Linked DNA regions of Homo sapiens: region 2 is linked to region 1. A link is a loop called in an ENCODE intact Hi-C map of the cell type or tissue named here. Cell type or tissue: mucosa of descending colon. All regions are shown on one strand. Links, peaks and the distances in the headings refer to the core of each region. The heading gives the core; the rest is flanking DNA.

The links. Hi-C counts contacts between places; a loop is a spot of excess contacts. Peaks named below come from ENCODE experiments on the same cell type or tissue, not always from the same donor. Only the 100,000 strongest peaks of a DNase experiment are listed, where the experiment ranks them.
Region 2: it touches region 1 in a loop (9-fold over the local background); 1 of 110 quality-filtered maps calls a loop at or near these places.

What each region holds. Positions count from the first base shown.
Region 1 is chr4:37,194,650-37,200,043 of GRCh38, reverse strand. No RefSeq gene overlaps it. Among named protein-coding and RNA genes, the nearest start is that of MIR4801, 45 kb to the left of the region's middle. In mucosa of descending colon, for the core only: no CTCF peak of the experiment used is centred there; no DNase peak of the experiment used is centred there.
Region 2 is chr4:36,977,166-36,982,559 of GRCh38, reverse strand. No RefSeq gene overlaps it. Among named protein-coding and RNA genes, the nearest start is that of LINC02616, 22 kb to the left of the region's middle. In mucosa of descending colon, for the core only: no CTCF peak of the experiment used is centred there; a DNase peak (open chromatin) is centred at 2,899.

The DNA of each region.
Region 1 (5,394 bases), core at 118-5,117:
ATTCTGGACATAGACCCTGCAAAGATTTCATAATGAAGATGTCAGAAACAATTGCAACAAAAACAAAAATTGACAAATGGGGCCTAATTAAACTAGAGAGCTTCTGCACAGCGAAAGAAACTATCAACAGAGTAAACATACCACCTACAGAATGAGAGAAAATATTTGCAAACTATGCATCCAACAAAGACCTAATATTCCGAATCTATAAGGAACTTAAATAAATTAACAGGCAAAACATAACCCCATTAAAAAAGGGGCAAAGAACGGGAACAGACACTTCTCACAAGAAATACATGTGGCCAAAAAGCATATTAAAATACTCAACATTACTAATCATTAGAGAAATGCAAATCAAAAGTAGAGTGAGATGCCGTCTCACATCAGTCAGAGTGGGTATAATTAAAAAGTCAAAGAATAACACATGCTGGCGAGGCTGCAGAGAAAAGGGAATACATGCACATTGCTGGTGGGAATTTAAATTTAGTTTAGCCACTGTGGAAAGCAGTTTTGTGATTTCTCAAAGAACTTGAAACAGAGCTAACATTCAACCCAACAATCCCATTATTGGATATATAACCCCCAAATTAGAAATCTTTGTATCATGGCCAGGCGCAGTGGCTCACGCCTGTAATCCCAGCACTTGGGGAGGCCGAGGCGGGTGGATCACGAGGTCAGGAGATTGAGACCATCCTGGCTAACACGGCGAAACCCTGTCTCTACTAAAAATACCAAAAATTAGCCGGGCGTGGTGGCAGGCGCCTGTAGTCCCAGCTACTCGGGGAGAATGGCGTGAACCTGGGAGGCAGAGTTTGCACTGAGCAGAGATCGCGCCACTGCACTCCAGCCTGGGCGACAGAGCCAGACTCCGTCTCAAAAAAAAAAAAAAAAATTGGTCTATCATTTAGACACAAGCACACATATGTTCACTGCAGCACTATTCACAATAGCAAAGACATGGAATCAACTTAGACGCTCATCAATGGTAGACTGGATAAAGAAAATGTTGTACATATATACCATGGAATAACATTCAGCCATAAAAAGAATGAGATCATGTCCTTTGTGGCAACTCCAATGTAGCTGGAGGCCATTATCCTAAGCAAACTAACATGGTAAATACACAAAACCAAATACTATGTGTTCTCCCTTATAAGTGGGAGCTAAACATTGAGCGCACATGGGCACAAAGAACATAGACATTGGGGCCCACTGGAGGATGGAGGGTAGAAGGGTGAGAATTGAAAAACTATCTTTGGGGTATTATGCTTATTACCTGGGTGATGAAATAATCTGTATACCAAACCCCTGCAACATGCAATTTATCTATATAACAAACCTGCACATGTACCCCTGAACCTAAAATAAACGTGAAAAAAAAGATCAGGCAAAGATGTTAGGATAGTTTGATAAAATAATTGTGCAAAAAAAAAAAAAAAAAAACAAAACCAAATTCCTAGTCCTAGTCTAGTCCTAGTCCAAATTCCTGTCCTAGTCTAGTCAATAATACAATCCCCTTATGTTTCCTACATGGTAATGGTTCAGAGAAGAGCTTTGTCAGTAACTTTCATGGAAGCAAGTGGGATGGATGGAAAAGGGGCATGACACAGAGGAACTTGGAGACATTCTCATTCACCCACTGGTTATTTTCCATGGGTGCTCTGATTTTTCTCCTCCCAACTTAAAATCTGCTGTGATTTTAAAGATCAAATAGAAAGGAATGCCGCTGATCTGTAATTGCTCAGGACACTTCGCAGCTGCCCTCTCAGCAGGTCCCTCTGTGTAACTTGTTTTCTCATGACTGTAACTCCAGTAAAGTGATTTTTAAGACTCTGGGAGTTTGGTAAATAGAATTGAGTTGAACCGTGATTCAGAACACCAGGCTATCATGTGGACTCAATGCAGAAGTTGTCACATGCTACAGGGGAAATGACTCCAACTGTGGAAATATCAGCCAATAAAATGTGCCTTTCTATATATATAGTGCTCTTCTGGGTTATTATGGATATTCAATGAGAGTAATAAGGAAGTGAGGAGAAGTGTGGGGAAAAAGCAACTCTATCAGAGGGTTAGAGCTGCCGCTGAGTTTTGTATTGTAATGATTTTCACAGTTGGGGCTTCTGTTACAGCCCTGGTATTTTCTAGTTGGGTGGTCTTGTCACTTCCCCTTCCTAAGCCTCAGTTTCCTTATCTGTGCAGTGGGGTTGGGAGGGGATGATACCATTAATCTCACAAGATTTCTGCGATGGACAATTGCAAGAGATTCAGAATTTATCAGTGCTTACTCCTGTCCCTTTAGGTTTCTTCTTTCACAGCAGGGAGAATAATTGTGCGTAAGATGGTTTAGATTTTTCAGGATGAGAATAATTATTTTAAAATTCTTTTCTAAAAGTTCTTCTTTTAAGCTTTTATATTTCTTTAAATTATTTCAGACTTAAGGAGAAAACCCCACTTTCTTTCTTCTTAGACGTCTTTAGAAAACCATGTGATAAATATTAATATTTGAATTCATTTTTCTTTTGGGAGGATTTTGAATACCAGGTTAGAGTAAAGGGAGAAGGCGTTCTGATTAAATTTCAGACTTGCTTCGTCTATTGGAAGCATGGCTCAGTGGTGTCCAGAAACAGTCATGAGTTCAGCAGAAGGAAACACCAAAGAGATGCAGGTGAAAACTTTTGGCTAGGCTGGATGGATACCAGCAGTGATGATTCCCTGAAGACTTCAGATGAGGCTGTGATGGGTTATGACCACATCTGAATGCAGTAGCTTGTATCAAGCCATGCAGATTAGGTTCAGAAAATGTTCTTAAAGAAGGCAAGGGTGCAGAGAGAAAGAAGAGTTGGAGGATGATACAGGATGACAATAACAAAAATAATTACAGCTAAGAAGTATTGACCTACAACAATGTGCTAATGATAATATGCTAATGGCTAACATTTATTTAGAACTTAGTATGGGTTGAGTGTCATTCTAAGGGGAGCTGATCATGTCCCAAAAAAGACAATCCCAAATATTGAAATCCCAAGAGATTAAAATCCTGAAAATGTAATTCCGAAAAAAATTACACATTATTTAGAAAATACTTATTTCTATTTTAAAAGGGCATTTATTTGAGCAACATATGAAAACATGAGAGAACATTTCACAGTCCATTTTACACAACAAAATAGTCAATAATAAATACATATTTTTAGAAGCATAAACAATCAGGTATATCAAGAAGAGTTACATAAGTATAAGAGTTATGAGCAGATGAACCATATTCATAAAGAAATAGGTCAAAAAGGGAGATGTATAAATACATCTCACTATGGCTGGTGATTGTTTGCACCCATCTTTAGAAATGTGGTCATCTGAAATAGTAACACACAACCTAAATCTTTCGACAAGATTGATCAAAAACTGTGATAGGTCACCAACACATATGCAGTTGCCCAAACAGCCAAAATCTTGAGAAATTTTGTCTTTTGCAAATGCAGATGTACAAAAAAGACATCTCTTCACTTATTGAGGAAGTTTCAACATTTTTACATGCATGCACTATGCTTACACACAAAGGCAACATTGTGGTAATGCACTTTTGTGGAGTGAAATTTGCAAAAAATGCATGAAACAATTAGAACTCTCTTAAAATCTCTGCACAATTTATACCTCCAGTATTGGAAATGATGCAAAGACAAAATACATAGCCACTCCTAGCTCCTTAAAGCACAATTAATTTCCAGATAACAACCGTAACAAGGTAATAGTTCCTCCTGATCCCGGTTTTTGGGATATTAGACATTAGGGATTTTGATCTTTTAGGATTTCAACATTTGGGATTATGGTATTCAGGATTGTGTCTTTGGGGATTAAGATCCACACTCCATGCTAAGTGCTTTATCACTGCTGTCTCATACAGTCTTCAAAATAACCCATGTGACAGTTTTCTATCATTATCCTCACCTTACAGAAAGGAAGACTGCAGTTTCTAAAGTTTAAGTAACCTCTGCAAGAAAGTAAATAGTCAAGTCACAATTTGAACCCAGCTCTGCTTGATTATGAATTCTGTTTCTCCCCTTCTCCCCCAGCTTTGCTGTAGCATCCCTATGTTAATGAGGTTGCAAGAGTCGTTTGACTCCTCAAAGAGAGATCAGACATGAGACAGCAAAGGAATAAAGCTGGAGCAGTTAAGGGAGGGGCATAGATATGGGAGAATTTAGATTATGTAAAATCAACTTGCTCTGAGGCTGCCTCTGGTTTAACCCGTAAACATGGAGGCTTCTCTGGCCCTTTCTTGGTCCTAATTTCTTTGCCTCCTATTCGGCCATTCTGGTTGACCATGAATCTCACTCCCAGATACAACAGAACCAACTGAGACTCCATTCTGTTAGTTGACCAGAATGTGATTTAAAAAGTGATGAATACTGAGATCAGGAGTTCACCCTATTCAAGAAATATATTGTCAAAGTTGGCCCCTTCCATTCCTCTTGAAAGATAGGGTGCTAAGGGAAAACAGTTATAATGCCTTTAAGCTAGTACCCACTTCATTCAATGCCAGAGAAATCTCATAGACAGACAAAATTTCAGCAACCAAAAGTAGTTTCAAAGCAATCCAAGTCATTTATACATATTCTTATATTTCCTAAGCATCATGATTCTTAGAATCCCCACACAATTCTAAGTATCTCCAATTTCCTGTCGCAAGTACTGCTTTCATATCCTGCAGCTGTTCCTATGCCTCTTATTTTAAAACTCCTTTGAAAATTTCTCTTCTAGCCCAAGTCTACATGGTCTTGTCCTTTCTCTCTTAACCCTTGTTCTGTACCCTTTGATAGTGGAGAACCCAAAAAGAGTAAGAGAGTCAAGGCTGAATCCTGATTAGCAGTCTACATGAGGAAGAAGCCTGGGAAAACTCTTAACATTAATAACTTTTGTCCCATCACCACCATAAAAGCATTTGTTGACCACCAGCACGTGAAGAGTTTGGAAGGGAGGGCTCAAAATGGGTAGAGCCACTGCTTTCACATACGGTGTAGAAAGCATTGTGGTGGCACTAGGAGACCAGTTTGCCCTCTTTGAAATGCAAGTTCTCAGTTTCTGATTATCCAGAAAGTCATGAAAGGCTACTAGTTTAAATTTAATTTTGCACTGGAGAATGCTTTTAATGTAGGCAGTCTCATCAAGTCAGCCCTCAATCATGCTTAAATGCTTACTGAGGGACATGTTTGGCCTCCAGAAGGAATTCGTACTCAGTAGTTTAGGAGAACCCCCAGTAAGATAAATGAAAGCATTTTTCTCTCACACAAAAAAATCAGATGTATTATTGCTTCAAGTCAAACACCTACAGTGTTTGTCTCATTTATCTCTGTAATTGTATCTCATTATGGTTCTTTTAACCCTAGCTCCACTGCA
Region 2 (5,394 bases), core at 60-5,059, 220 kb after region 1:
TAGGGAAATCAGGAAGTGACTCTCAGGATAAGGGTGAATGGATAATGGGGAGGCAGAGCAACACTCATTGGATCAATCAGCTAGTTGAACCAGCTATGAAGAGAATTTATATCTCGTGACTCAATGATCGCTGCACTTTTCTGCCTTGATAACTTCAGAGAAAATTTTGTAAATTCTGAAGACATTGGAGTATCTTATACAAGTACTTGACACACTTTCACATTTAATTTATCATTTCATGGGATCTAGGGTCATTGTAGACCTCCAGAAAATTCATTAAGAATGTGATAATAACTGAAAACAACATACACATAAAATAGCTGGTTTTTCTCTCTACCTTCTGAGTTTCTACCGTGGAAAGAACACTTTTGAGTTTTGAGTCACAGAGAATTACATATGTACAGTTTCATATTGTTGTTTTGTTTTCTTTTTTAAAGAGTGGCTACCTAAATTGTTTTAAATCCTTAGAAAGATCTCTGAAGCATAAGTAAATTCTGAGGGATATTTTTCTTTTGTTGACATTTTAGAATACAGAAATTATTACCATAAGAGTCTACTACATAGCTTACTATTTATTGGGAAAATAAAAACTGAAGACATCCTGTGCAGTGAAGTGTTCAATGACATTCATTTTTTTTTCAAATCAGTTTGACTACCTTGCATAACTTGCTAATTGAACCTATCTAAATAAATGGTCTGTCAGAACTCAAAATGTCTGTCCATATAAGCAGAGCAAGTATTAGAGGAAGAGATGAAGATGACTATTAATATGCTCCTTGGCTTATTCTTGTTTAATGATGTTTAAGTGTATGTATGTTGGGCATGTATTTACTATTTAAATGGGAAGGATTTGACAATTGTGTAGAGCTATGACTTAGATGTATAGTTCTCTGGACTTGCATAGATAGAAAGTCTTTGCATTGGCCTTTCTAGAGTTTTATTACTAGCTAGCTAATAAATTTTCCCCTTTTAACTTCCTTTTCAATATTCCTAACTATCAATTTATATTACCTCTATTCTGCTACTGATTGCAGTCTCTAATGCACACTCATTTTATATTAATAGTTATATTTTCACATCAGGACATGACATTTATTGCCTTGAGAACACTGAGTAAACTGGAATGCCATTCCAGGATGTATAAATGTACCTACAATAGCAAGATGACACAAATCTGAATAAATAAGAAATTACAAAGGTCAGCCAGAATGAAAGTCACAGTTGGTAAACAGTAACAAAAGAATCTCCAGAAATAAAAGTAACAAAAGTAAGATTACAGTAATTTGCAATACAAATAAAAGTAATGGAAAATGCATATAATCTAGAGGCTGTTGAAGAGGAGGAGTTAGAAACAAAATATTGGTGTGATTTAGATTTTTTTTTAGCAAGATTCAATGAATGCACCAGGTAGAATACAACTGTGTTGTTGAATTAACAAAAAATGGGGAAATAAAACAGATGTTTATTGTCAATTACAGTTACAATTCAGTTACTATGCTACTTACTAGATGTGAAAGTTAAACAATGCTAGATAACTTTATACAATGTGGCAGCTAAAATAAGGCATGAATGTGATTTGGAAAGACAACCAAAAAATCAATATAGACTAAGAGATGGATAAAAGTTAATAGCTGAATTCAAACATTGCTCTATATTATAAATGTGAAATGAAATTAAAATTTAAAAATGTAATTCAAAAGCATGTGCCGAGAAAGCACATAAAATATAAGGAGTTAAAAGATTTAAGAGAAAACCAATATTCACCCATAAACACCAAAGAAAAGGACAGTTATAAGGAAAAATAAAAGAAAGCCAAGGACATAAAACTTGGTTGGGGGAAATTCCATGCATAAATCAAAATGGCAGTGTTCAGAAAGTGGCGATACTGATGCAAGGTTGAATATTTAAATTTACCAATGAACTAGTTCTGTGTCACTAAACCCAACGGCCATTTTTTTTCCCCCTCATCTCACTTGACCTATTATAGGTTTTGACCAAATTGATTTCTCCTTCCCCTTTGATGCACTTTCTTCTCTTAGCTTTTGAAAAAAACCACACACATCCTTTGCTTTCCTTCTAACTCACTGGGCGCTCCTTTCCGGTTAATCTCCCTCTTCGTCCTGACTTAAAGTTGTATTGCCAAGGCTCAGTCCTTGGTCCACACATGAACTCTCTTGTTGGAATCATCCAGGCCAGTGGCTTTGAGTACCATCTATCTGCTGGTGACTCCCAAATTTAAACCTCCACTCCAGACCTTTGTACTTGAACTTCAGATTCATATACACAACTGTCTAACAATTCTGCTTGAACGTATCCTAGACTGAACGCCTGATCTTCTTCCTGGAACCTTCTCCATCCAGTTTTCCTCATTTCAGTTGAGGAAATTCCATCTTTTGAGTTGCACAGGCCAAAGTCATCCTCTATTCCCCCCTTTCTCATGTTTTCCTTATTAAATCCATCAAGAAGTTCTTTTTTCTCTACCTTCAAACAATATCCAGAATTTAACTACTTTTTAGCACCTCTTACTCTGATCTGAGCCCCCATCTGTTGTCCCTGGATTACTGCAACCCTCTCCAAATTGGTCACCTGCATTTATCCTCTTCTCTCTATAGTCTGTACTCTATACAAAAATAGAATCATCCATTTGAAACTTACATCTCAGTAGACTGTTTCTCTGCTCAGAATTCTGCAATGGCTCTTCCCTGTACTCAGCAGAAGCTAAAGTTCATATAATCACCATGTGTCAGGCTGTGTATGACTGAGTGTGCTTCCTCATTACCTCTCTGACCTTATTTTCTACAGCTCTTCCCTGCTTGCACTACCCTGGAGAGCTACACTTATGTCCCTGGTCTTCCTTGAACACATCAGGCACGCTCTCACCTTTGGACTTTTGCTCTAGGTGTTGCCTCTGCCTGGAAAGCTCTTTCCCCAGCACCTGCTTGGCCAACTCTCTCAACTCCTGAAGCCTTTGTTTAAATCTCACCTTGTCAATGAGGCAGACTTTGATCATTTTAAAAACTGCAACTTGGCAACAGCCCACACCACTACTATTCAAGATTACCCTTTGCCCTCTACTTTTTCTTTTGTTCCAAAACATTTGTAACCTTCTAACACACCACACAATTGTTTATCATATCTATTATTTATTGGTGGTCTCCCTTGCTAGGATATAAGATCCATGAGTAAAATTTTTTGACTGTTTTTCCCTCCAATGTATCCAAAGTGCATTGAATTAAATTACTTATTGAATTGAATTAACTTATCCTCATATAATAAACTTCCACGTTTACAAGCTATGTACACATTATTTTTTATGCCACTTGGAATGCCTCAACACACTCCTGAAAATAACATGCATATTCGGTATTCGTTCCAGGCTCATCACTGTCAGTATTTAAAACTCTGTTGGTACCAGGTTCTAATTAAAAGACCAACAACAGATATGTGACATTAAATTTACAATTGTGTATTAGGTACTAATAAATTTTAAAAACTGGGTTGTGAGAAATACGAGAATATAAAAACATAGTTTTTAAAAATTTACTAGTCTAGTAGGGAAGAGTGAAATAATTTTTGTATTTATCTGACCAGTAAATTTTCTCCTAGCTGTAGTCCTCCATTGCCTTTTCTAAAGCTTTTTGGAATTGTAGTAGATGAAACATCTTGTTACCAGGCTAACTCTTCTTTGGATATTAATGAAACTGCGAGTTCACTTAATTCTGGCTTCTTCAGGAGTTCCCTGGACGCCAAGCTAGCATGCCTAGTTAAACCAATAGGCTTTCAGTATTACAATCTAGGTGCATACTTTTAAGAAATCGTGATTGGAACCTCAAAATCATTTAAAGTCAACGAAATATTACCAAAATATTACCACTACATTAACATATAATGTTGTATAGTGCTGGGATATTTTTTAAATGTTTGAATAATACTTGAAACAAAGTAATAAAGTACACAATCTGTCCCTGGTTGGCATGACTGAAACTATATCCATGGAAACAGAACTCAGTGACCATGAATGCTAATCCATCTGCATTTTCGCAAAGAGGTACACAATGAAAATCTCAATTATAACTACATGTTTGGCAAATGCAATCTCCTGTTCAAATTTGTAAGTGAGTGGCTTGCTATTTTAAAACATACAAGAAAAATGGTATCAAGATCCTATCCATTTCAATCTTTTAGAATTTGGGGATCGGCCCTACCTATAGTGAGTAGACAGCTAAGAATGATAGAATTTTGGCACTGGTTGAACACTTACATAATACTCCAATGGTCGTGCATGTGGCATGGGGTTTGGTTTAAACAGCAAGATAGTTGCCTTATAACCCAAATAGCTGCCCACGACTGCCTGTCAGACTAAATGACTGATTTTATTCTTCATGCTGCTTTAAATTCCTTCATTCACAACATCCATTTCTTCCTGAAGTTACTTTTAAAATAAATTACTAACTGTTTTCTGATAACTACAAGCTGAGTGCAGATAGCCTGTGAAAAGGAGAGCTTTGTTTCAGAAAAAGAGTAGGGAGAAGAGAATTCCTTATATAACATGATGTACAGTAATAACAACCTATACCTATACCTGCATCTAGATCTGCACCTATGCCTATATCTATCTACATTGGAGTGAGAGCCACTTAAAGAATACAGACGTTTTCATGGGACACAGGTTTTTCCACACTCAAGATGCAAATAGTTACACTGAGTCCCATGGGGGAAAGTGTATATTTTTACAAATTAGATGTCATATGTAATATAATGACCTATTTTATTGAATATAAGAATGCCAATGAGAAACATGATATTATTTATTGGTCACTTACATGTTAGCATGTTTAGGGCACATTTGAGAAGTAGTCATCTGGAGTGGTGAGAGAGGGCATCCCTGTCTTGTGCCAGTTTTCAAAGGGAATGCTTCCAGTTTTTGCCTATTCAGTATGATATTGGCTGTGGGTTTGTCATAGATAGCTCTTATTATTTTGAGATACGTCCCATCAACACCTAATTTATTGAAAGTTCTTAGCATGAACGGTTGTTGAATTTTGTCAAAGGCCTTTTCTGCATCTATTGAGATAATCATATGGTTTTTGTCTTTGGTTCTGTTTATATGCTGGATTACATTTATTGATTTGCATATATTGAACCAGCCTTGCATCCCAGGGATGAAGCCCACTTGATCATGGTGCATAAGCTTTTTGATGTGCTGCTGGATTTGGTTTGCCAGTATTTTATTGAGGATTTTTGCATCAATGTTCATCAAGGATATTGGTCTAAAATTCTCTTTTTTGGTTGTGTCTCTGCCAGGCTTTGGTATCAGGATGAGGCTGGCCTCATAAAATGAGTTAGGGAGGATTCCCTCTTTTTCTATTGATTGGAATAGTTTCAGAAGGAATG